Linked DNA regions of Homo sapiens: region 2 is linked to region 1. A link is an interaction called in ENCODE POLR2A ChIA-PET data of the cell type or tissue named here. Cell type or tissue: Caco-2. All regions are shown on one strand.

Region 1 (5,000 bases):
AGGCAAAGAAAAACAGGTTACTAGTTTCCTTTTAATGATCCTTGCTGGAAATCACATAACAATTCCTTTTATGTTCCATGGGCTAGAATTGAATAATATGGGCATAATAGCTGCAGAAGAAAAGGAAAATACTGTCTTTTAGTTGAATGCATTGCTACTTTGAAAAAAACTGAAGTTCTGTTTCTGAGGAAGCGTGAGAGAACATGCTACTAGATGGCATCTAGAAGTCTTTGCCTAAGATTAAGAGCTGATGTATACTCACCAATGATGTATGAAAATACAGTTTTATAGTATTATTGTTTTGTTATTTTTTAGCAAACCTACATAACTGAATTTTTATAAAGATTTTGTTTTTTGCCTTAACTTTATTTTTTAAAATATTTTTAAATTTTTTTTCAAGATCTCATGAGGTTGCATTTCCTTCACTTTAATATCTAACTCCAGCATAAGTCAGTATAAGTGACTCTGTGATGAGTCACATCTCATTTAAAATTGAGAGTTAAGGCTGAGAGTGGTGGCTCACGCCTATAATCCCAGCACTTTGAGAGGCAGTAGGATCACTTGAGACTAGAATTTCGAGACCAGCCTGGGCAACAAAACGAGACCTCATCTCTTAAAAAAAAATATATACATATATATATATTTTATATTTTAGCTGGTTGTGGTGGCGTGCACCTGTAGTCCCAGCTACTCTGGAGGCTGAGGTAAGAGGATCACTTGAGCTCAGGAGTTCAAGGCTGCAGTGAGCTAAGATCACATCACTGCACTCCAGCCTGGGTGACACCCCATGACCTTGTCGCTCTCAAAAAAAAAAAAAAGTTGATATTGAGTATATGGCAAACAAAATAATTTTTATAAGGATTATGAGTGAATCTTTTGCTGTTAGATGGACAAAATAAATGAGTTTTCAGAGATAGTAAAGTTAACCTTACATTTATGTGAAAATTACTACCACATTTCTAGCATGCTTAGAGTTTGTAATTTCAAATATTATCTGATTTAATTTTTTAACTTTTATATAGGCTGTCTATATGTGCCAAATTAGGGAAAATTTGGGAAATGTGGGTCAGAAATGAGTTAGAGCTATGTGTAGGTATTAACAAGTGGTATTTGAATTGGACTTGGTGAGAAAGATTTGGTTCTAGCTTGGTTCTTTTGAGTGTTTTATACTCAATCCTGAATATCAGAGATACTGTAGAAATGCTAATCATTCACCTTTATTGTATAGAGGGATGTAAATCAGAATAGAAGATCATTATCTCGCCAATGGGAATATTTCAGCTAATGGAAATAGTAGATGGGGCTATGGTATAGAAACAGATTAGGTAAGAGCATACGGGCATATTTGGGGAATAGCTATTGTCTAGTTTGTCAGTGGAGTAGAATATATGTAGAAGAGAAGGAAGATAAAACTAGAAACAGGGATTGGGCTTTGAATGTTAGGAAATTTGGATTTTATTTATTTTCTGTTCAAAATTTTGCTCCAAGTTTTTGAAAGTGACCTTGTTTGTATTGGATCAGTATGTTAGGTAGATGGTTAGCTTGGATGATTTCTAAGATTCCTTTTGGTCCTGTGAATCTGTAACCCATGATGAAGTTGGGCTTTAGACATGTCACCTCTTTGGTGTCATCATGAGAGATTTGATAATCAGTCACAAAGTTTATAGCTTAATATGGTGAATGAGGTCACCAAAGGAGGAAAGGCTAGAGAAATAAAAAGGTTGAACTTTGAGAATGTCAGCATCTAGGGAGTGGTTCCCTCTCTTATTTTTCCCCTTGGAATTTAATTTTGAGGAATTCAGGTGGCTTTGTCTTAGAGTTTATCACAATCTGTATGTTACTGGTTGCATCCATGTAGTATATAGCATGTTATTCTGCTCTCTTTTCTGTTCATTGGTAGTTTAATCTGGAGACTTGATCACATTCATGTTTCTGTTTATTTGCTTGTTTGTTTTTTGATGGGTGGCTATGACTACTTCATTAGATAGTACAAGTGATCTGTACTTAATCAGGAGGCACATAATATTGGATCATCTCTGCTTTTTCATATTATAGACATTGATGATTAATACCTAGATCCATTAATTTGTTAAGGTTTGCAAAATGGTAATAATCTAATTCTACCAGGTCTTCTGTATTTGTTAGCTGAAATAGTTCTATAAAGTGAAACTTCATTTTCTATTTGATTACTTGTTGGTAGGTACGGTTTCTATAAATGATGGGATAAATGCATAATTTGTTTGCTTTATTCATTTTCAAAATAATGAATTGATCCATTAGCATCCTCTAACAGTAACCAGTTAATTAACTTATGGATTTAAGTTATATTTCATATAGAAAAATATTTCTTAGTTTCAAATAGAAAAATATTTGATATTTTTATTTCACTGAAATCATTGTCTTTATTGGTATGCAAGTTGTTATTTTGGTCACTGGGCTCCTGAGTCCTTTTGACATAACCCTAGTTGTCTAGATTTGACAACATGTTCCAGGCTCATCTGTACATTTTCTAACCCAGATCTGGAATCAGCCATTTCTCCAAGGTTCCCTTGGCACTAGAGGTACTCATCGCTTGGGTTTGTCATTGTTTCTAGGCTTTTTTTAGTGGGCATATCTTTAAGATAAAATGATACCAGGAGTTCATACTGATACTTCAAATTCAAATGATTAAAATTCTGGTCTTGAATCTCCTTTTTCCCATACAAAGTATTGGTTCCCTTGGTTTTCAGTGGTGCCAGAAATGATAGAATTAGAACTTCACATAAGTATTCATTTGTTCACCTCACAGTGCATACACAGTACTCAGAATACCAGCACCAACAATATGATTAATGAAAACAGGTTTAGATGATGTAAAGAACTTTGTTAAAATCATATGGTTTGGTAAGTTTGATGTACGTATACACATGAAACTATTGCCTCAGTCAAGATTCTGAACATATTCATCACCACAAATTCCTCTACCCCTTTGTAATATTTTCTTTCCCCACCTTTCTCTTCCCACTGCCATCTGTAGGCTTTTTGTCACTATAGATTAGTTTTCATTTCCTAGATTTTTATGTAAATAGAATCATATAAAATGAACTCTTTTTCATCTGGCTTCTTTCACGCAGCTTATTTATTTTGAGATCTATCCATGTTGTTGCATGAATTAATAGTTCATTCCTTTTTTATTGCTTAGTAGTAATCTATTGTAGAGATATACTATAGTTTTGTTGTTTTTTTTTTTCATTCACTTACTGATGAACATTTGAGTTATTTCTAGTTTAGGGCTATTAGAAACAAAACTCCTTGGACATTCATATATAAGTCTTTGCATGGACATATGCCTTCATTTCACCTGGAATGAAATGGCTGGATAATAAGCTAGGTGTATGCATAATTTTTTTAAGTTAAATTGTTTTCCCAAATGGTTTTACCACCTCACATTTCCACCAATAGTGTGTGAGTTCCAGTACCTCCGTATCACTGCTGTTACTTAGTATGGTTAGTTTTTTAAATTTTAGATATTTTAATGTGTGTGTAGTGTTACTTGTGGTTATAATTTGCATTTTGCTAATGACTAGTGATCTGCCATCCTTATGTCTTCTTTGCTGAATTATCTGTTCAAATCTTCTCTCTACTTTTAAAAAAAATTGTGTGTGTATTTTTTTTATTGAGCTTTGAGGGTTTTCTAATGCTGAATACAAATCCTTTATCAGCAACATCATTTGCAAATAAGTACTCCCAGTTTGTGGCTTGTGTTTTTGTCTTTGTAACAGTGTCTTTTGAAGAGCAGAAGTTTCTAATTTTAATGACTTCCAGTTTATCAGAATTTTAAATGAATCATGCATGTTTATCTTTCTTGTTGGCTTTTTAGTTGTAACTGTTTGCTATATTATTTTAATGATTGGCTTTAAGTATATGGTATACATCTTTAACCTATCACAGTATACCTTCAATTGGTATTATACTATTTTATGCATAGCATAGTAGTCTATATCCATTTCTCACCTTCCAGCCTTTGGGCTACTGCTGTCATACATTTCACTCTTACATATGTTTTAAGCCCCACACTACATTGTTATTTTGCTTTAAACAGTTGTCTTTTAAGGAGATTTAAATAATACCAAAAGTCTTTATATTTACCTGTGTGGTTGTTGTTTCCTGTGCTTGTTATTATTTTCCATGCTCTTCATTTCTTTGTAGATACCCAGTTTTTCATCTGTTAGTCATTTTACTTCCTTTATGACTACTTATAGTGCAAGTCTGCTGGTGATAAATTATTTTAATTTTTTTTTAATGTCTGAAAAAGTCTTTATAGCATCTCCATTTTTGAAAGGTTTTTTTAGCCACGTGGTAGCTCACACCTGTAATCCCAACACTTTGGGAGGCCGAGAGGTGGGAGGATCGCTTGAGGCCAGGAATTTGAGATCTCCTGGTGGGAGCTTGTTAAAAACATAGCGGGAGCTTGTTAAAAAATAATAATAATAATGAAAGTTATTTTTGCTGGGTATGCAATTTTAGGGTGACTTCCTTTAAGTACTTCAAAGATGTTACTCTGTTATTTTCTGGGTTGTATTGTTTTCAATGAGAAATATGCTATAATCCTTATCTTTGTTCCTCTGTGTGTAATATGTCTTTTTTTCCTCTGGCAGCTTTAAAGATTTTTCTCTTTATCAGTGGTTTTGAGCAATTTGATTGTGATGTCTAAATGTAATTTTCTTCATGTTTCTTCTTGGGATTCAGTGAGTTTCTTGGATCTGTGGGCTTATATTCATATAGTGGAATACTATATATATGAAATAAATGTACTAGATCTAGATATATTAACATGGATCAATTTTATTTCATTTTATTTATTTACTCGTCACTGACTTGAAGCACATCAACATGGATAAATTGTAAAAACAAGGCTGATTTGGGAGAAAGCAAGTTATATATAAAAGCTTAGGCCAGTGTGAGCCATTTATGTAAATTTTAAAAACATAAAACAACCATATTTTTATGGCTACAGTCAT
Region 2 (5,000 bases), 130 kb after region 1:
ATTTTATTTAAGGCTTCACAACACACACCAGCATTTGGTTTATATTTGGTTTTTAAAAATTCTTTGGTTGTTCTTTAAGACATTAAATAGAAATACCCTGGCCGGGCGCGGTGGCTCACGCCTGTAATCCCAGCACTTTGGGAGGCCAAGGCGGGCAGATCTCCTGAGGTTGGGAGTTTGAGACCATCCTGACCAACATAGAGAAACCTCATCTCTACTAAATATACAAAATTAGCTGGGCGTGTTTGCACATGCCTGTAATCCCAGCTACTCAGGAGGCTGAGGCAGGAGAATCATTTGGGCCCTGGAGGCAGAGGTTGCGGTGAGCCAAGATGGCGCCATTGCACTCCAGCCTGGGCAGCAAGAGCAAAACTCTGTCTCAAAAAGAAAAAAGAAAGAAAGAAAACGAAATACCCCATAAAACATTCAAACTATATTGGAAATATATAAAATACCGGAGAAGCCCTTGTTTTGATATAAGTAGGTCTGAGTCATTGACCAGTCTTTTGGAAACGTCAGTTCAAGTGGGCAATCGTTAAAAACAGACACGTGTAGGTCCTGGTCACTTTGTTTTGACTTCAAACAAAATTCACACTCAGGCACTAGTTTTTCTTTGGGTATCTTGACTCAAATCCCTCTTTGACTTTCTTGCATAAATCACACCCACAATCCTATAATTCATCACCTATTATTTTCAATTTATTTAAACTTAAAGACAGTTGTGAAGCAATCTGATGTAGAACAGTTCTAGATTTTTAGGATTTTCCCTGAATAGTTTATCTTTCACATCTAATTCAACATGTCAGCAAATCTTTTTGTGTATTACTTCCAAAGCATTTAACGTCATTTGCAAGGAAACAATTCTTTATGCACTCACATTTCATCAGTTTATGTAATATTTAATTTAATTATATGATTACAATGACAGTACACCTGGCATAAACAGGCTAGGGACACACCCAATCAACTCTTGGTAAACCGACAACTCAACCCAGAGCAGAGGTAGCTGAGTTCTTGCTTTTCTAGACCAGGGGTCAGCAAACTATGGCCCTGTGGGCCTGTTTTTATACATCCTGTGGGTTAAAAATGCCTTTTAGGGGCTGGGTGTGGTGACTCACACCTGTAATCCGAGCACTTTGGGAAGCCAAGGCAGGCAGATCACTTGAGGTCAGGAGTTCGAGGCCAGCCTGGCCAACATGGTGAAACCCCATCTCCACAAAAAATACAAAAAGTAGCCGGGCATGGTGGCGGGCGCCCGTAGTCCCAGCTACTTAGGAGGTTGAGACAGGAGAATCCCTTGAACCCGGGAAGGGGGACTTGCAGTGAGCTGAGATCACACCACTGTACTCCAGCCTGGGTGACAGAGTGAGACTGTCTCAAAAAAAAAAAAAAAATGCCTTTTATGCCAGGCACAGTGGCTCATGGCTATAATCTCAGCATTTTAGGTGGCTGAGGCCAGAGGATCCCTTGAGCTCAATAATAATAAAAAGAATGGCTTTTTAAAGTGGTTGAATCTGTAAGTGGTTGAAAAAAACTTAAAAAAATATTTATTCCATGAAAATTATATGAAATTCAAACTTTAATGTCTGTAAGCAAAGATTTACTAAAGCACTACTACATCCATTCTTTTTTTTTTTTTTTTTTGGTGTATTCAGTGGCTGCTTTCAAGCTACCATGGCTAAGCCTAACAGTGTCAACAGAGACTGTCTGGAGCACAAAGCCTAAAATATTTACTATCTGGTCCTTTACAGAAAGAGTTTGCCTACCTCTGTTCTAGAGCGAAGCCTGAGCCTTGGGTGCTCACTATGCCACAGGTATCTGTTACTGTGGTTTGCAGAAGCTTCAGGTGAGAGGGAGAGCTTCTAGGAGAATGCCTACCACGAAAAGTGAAAATCCCTTCCTTCTTGGCATCACTGTTTCCCAAACCCACCTCCCACTCTTCCCAAGGTAGCTTCATGGTTTGCTTCGTCACTTCCTTCCTGGGCTCAAGTGAACCTCCCAACTTGGTCTACCAGAGCACTGGGATTACAGACATGAGCCACTATACCCAGCTCTGATTTTTCTCTATAGCACTTATCAGATATATTCCATGCTTATTTATTTATTTATTTTTAATTTGTTTGAGACAGAGTCTCACTTTGTCACCCAGGCTGGTGTGCAGTGGCACCATCTCAGCTCACTGCAACCTCCGCCCCCCAGGTTCAAGCAATTCTCCTGCCTCAGCCTCCCAAGTAGCTGGGATCACAGGCGTGTGCCACCACACTTGGCTAATTTTTGTACTTTTAATAGAGACGAGATTTCACCATGTTGGCCAGGCTGGTCTTGAACTCCTGACCTCAGGTGATCCACCTGCCTCAGCCTCCCAAAGTGCTGGGATTACAGGCATGAGCCACCACGCCCAGCCTCCATGCTTATTGATTTATTTTCTATTTCCTGTCACTAGAATGTGAGCTCTATGAGGGCAAGGGTTTTGCCTGTTTGTTCACTGCCCTATCCCAGTCCCTAGATGAGTGCCTGGCACACAGCAGGGACTTCATAAACGCTTGTTGAATGAGGATCGAATTACTCTTGCTGTATGACCATCTGCTGTCTGCAGGACCCTGGGCATGAGGAAATGCCTGCAGGCGGAAGGGCAGTGGGCCAGTGCTGCACAGTGCACGATGATCAAAGAGAGGGCTTATGTGTGGGGAGTGGGTACGGGCAGGTGGGTGATGGGGTGCAAAATTCTAGACCTCTAAGGATGAATGGCAGAGGCCACACCCCCTTGATGAGTGACCCTTGAGCCCACCGGACAAGGGGAATGGTTGGCTAGGGTCCAGGTCCATGGTCTCCCTGACTTAGGGTGGCCTTGCCCGGGGCTCTGAGAATGGGGCCAAGGAAGCCCTAGTGATTCTGTCCCCTACCCTTCAAGGACAAGTTGGAGGCAGGCCCTGGTCTCAAACATCTACAAAAACAATTGTGTCTGAACTTTCTGCCCTCACAGATGTCAGCCCCCCAACCCCCAGACATGTCTCATGACCACTGAGTCATGCATCAATGATGGGTGTGGGTGTGTGGATGGATGTAGCCAAGCCCATTGACCGAGGACTGAGACATACTCCCCACTAATCAACAAGTTAACAAGCTCTCTGATGAGGAGGCAGTGATTAATGAACCAATCGGCTTGCCCTGTAAGTGGGGAGTGAAATTGGAGGGTGGGAGTATGATGGATAGGGAGGGCTTGGAGGGATGTGTGAGGCTGGCTCCTGGTCCACACTGAGACTATCTGGGTGCCCATTTACTTTGGCTATAAATGAGGAAGTGACTTCTTCAGAGGTTGTAGCCCAAATTCAGGCCATCCCATACCCTTTAGCTTCTATAATGTCTCTCCTGTCTTCCCATCTGTCCTTGGACCCCATATTCCCCAAGACATGACGGGGTTCCAGGGATGTCAGATTCCCTGTGGACATCTCACAGGCTCCATCTCTCTGCCTGGAATCAGTGCACTAGAAACTCCCTATCCCCCCATGGTTAGTGCTGCAGGGTCAGAAGAGCAAACAGGCCCCTACTCTCTGGTATCCTTGCCCCCATTAGCCTGCAGGGTCCTTCTGTAGGCCCTGACCCCTGGGATCACAGATGTACTAACAGGCTCCCACTGCCCCCTCCATCCCAGGGTGAGCACCTGTCTTTTGTCTTTCCATGGAGGAGTGGAATTCTTTGATTTCTGCTGTCACCCCTCCAAACAGGACAACAGCTGTCTCTCTGTTTGTCTCTCTGTATCTGTGTTCTGAGAACGCCTCAGACTGAGGATCCCCCATGATACAGCCATGTCCTTTCTTTGAGACTGGAGTTCTTGAAGGACAGGGCCGTGCCTTGCCCCCTGGATGAGGGGTCCCTAAGAAGAATGATTTTTCTCCTTCCTTCAAAGGTAGGATCTATGTCCCCTTGTCCTGGTGTCCTCTTCCACCTCCATGCTCAGCAGGGCACCCTGGTGTTTCCTGGGATGTGTGGTCCCATGGGGCCTGACTGGCTGATAAGGAGCCATCTGCGGAGAATGCAGGTGATTGAACCCATAAAAGAGTGACTGAGAGTTTCCTGGGGCTGCTGTAACAAATGACCACAAAGGATTCTCACATGTTTAAGAGCTTGTTGCTCTCCCTCTCCCTCTCCCTCTCCCTCTCCCTCTCCGTCTCCCTCTCCGTCTCCCTCTCCGTCTCCCCACGGTCTCCCTCTCATGCGGGGCCGAAGCTGGACTGTACTGCTGCCATCTCGGCTCACTGCAACCTCCCTGCCTGATTCTCCTGCCTCAGCCTGCCGAGTGCCTGCGATTGCAGGCACGCGCCGCCACGCCTGACTGGTTTTGGTGGAGACGGGGTTTCGCTGTGTTGGCCGGGCCGGTCTCCAGCCCCTAACCGCGAGTGATCCGCCAACCTCGGCCTCCCGAGGTGCCGGGATTGCAGACGGAGTCTCGTTCACTCAGTGCTCAATGGTGCCCAGGCTGGAGTGCAGTGGCGTGATCTCGGCTCACTACAACCTACACCTCCCAGCCGCCTGCCTTGGCCTCCCAAAGTGCCGAGATTGCAGCCTCTGCCCGGCCGCCACCCCGTCTGGGAAGTGAGGAGTGTCTCTGCCTGGCCGCCCATCGTCTGGGATGTGAGGAGCCCCTCTGCCTGGCTGCCCAGTCTGGAAAGTGAGGAGCATCTCCGCCCGGCCGCCATCCCATCTAGGAAGTGAGGAGCGCCTCTTCCCAGCCGCCGTCACATCTAGGAAGTGAGGAGCGTCTCTGCCCCGCCGCCCATTGTCTGAGATGTGGGGAGCGCCTCTGCCCCGCCGCCCCATCTGGGATGTGAGGAGCGCCTCTGCCCGGCCGAGACCCCGTCTGGGAGGTGACGAGCGTCTCTGCCCGGCCGCCCCGTCTGAGAAGTGAGGAGACCCTCTGCCTGGCAACCACCCCGTCTGAGAAGTGAGGAGCCCCTCCGCCCGGCAGCTGCCCCGTCTGAGAAGTGAGGAGCCTCTCCGCC

What was found. ChIA-PET counts read pairs that join two places held together with the same protein. Peaks named below come from ENCODE experiments on the same cell type or tissue, not always from the same donor. Only the 100,000 strongest peaks of a DNase experiment are listed, where the experiment ranks them.
Region 2: POLR2A ChIA-PET joins it to region 1 with 5 read pairs; 4 of 35 experiments call an interaction of 5 or more read pairs at or near these places.

The regions. Positions count from the first base shown.
Region 1 is chr17:28,086,248-28,091,247 of GRCh38, forward strand. The region is part of intron 1 of NLK (nemo like kinase); the gene reads left to right. Among named protein-coding and RNA genes, the nearest start is that of NLK, 46 kb to the left of the region's middle. In Caco-2, no CTCF peak of the experiment used is centred here; no DNase peak of the experiment used is centred here.
Region 2 is chr17:28,218,907-28,223,906 of GRCh38, forward strand. The region is part of intron 1 of LOC105371710 (a long non-coding RNA gene); the gene reads right to left. Among named protein-coding and RNA genes, the nearest start is that of TMEM97, 98 kb to the right of the region's middle. In Caco-2, no CTCF peak of the experiment used is centred here; DNase peaks (open chromatin) are centred at 2,645 and 2,825.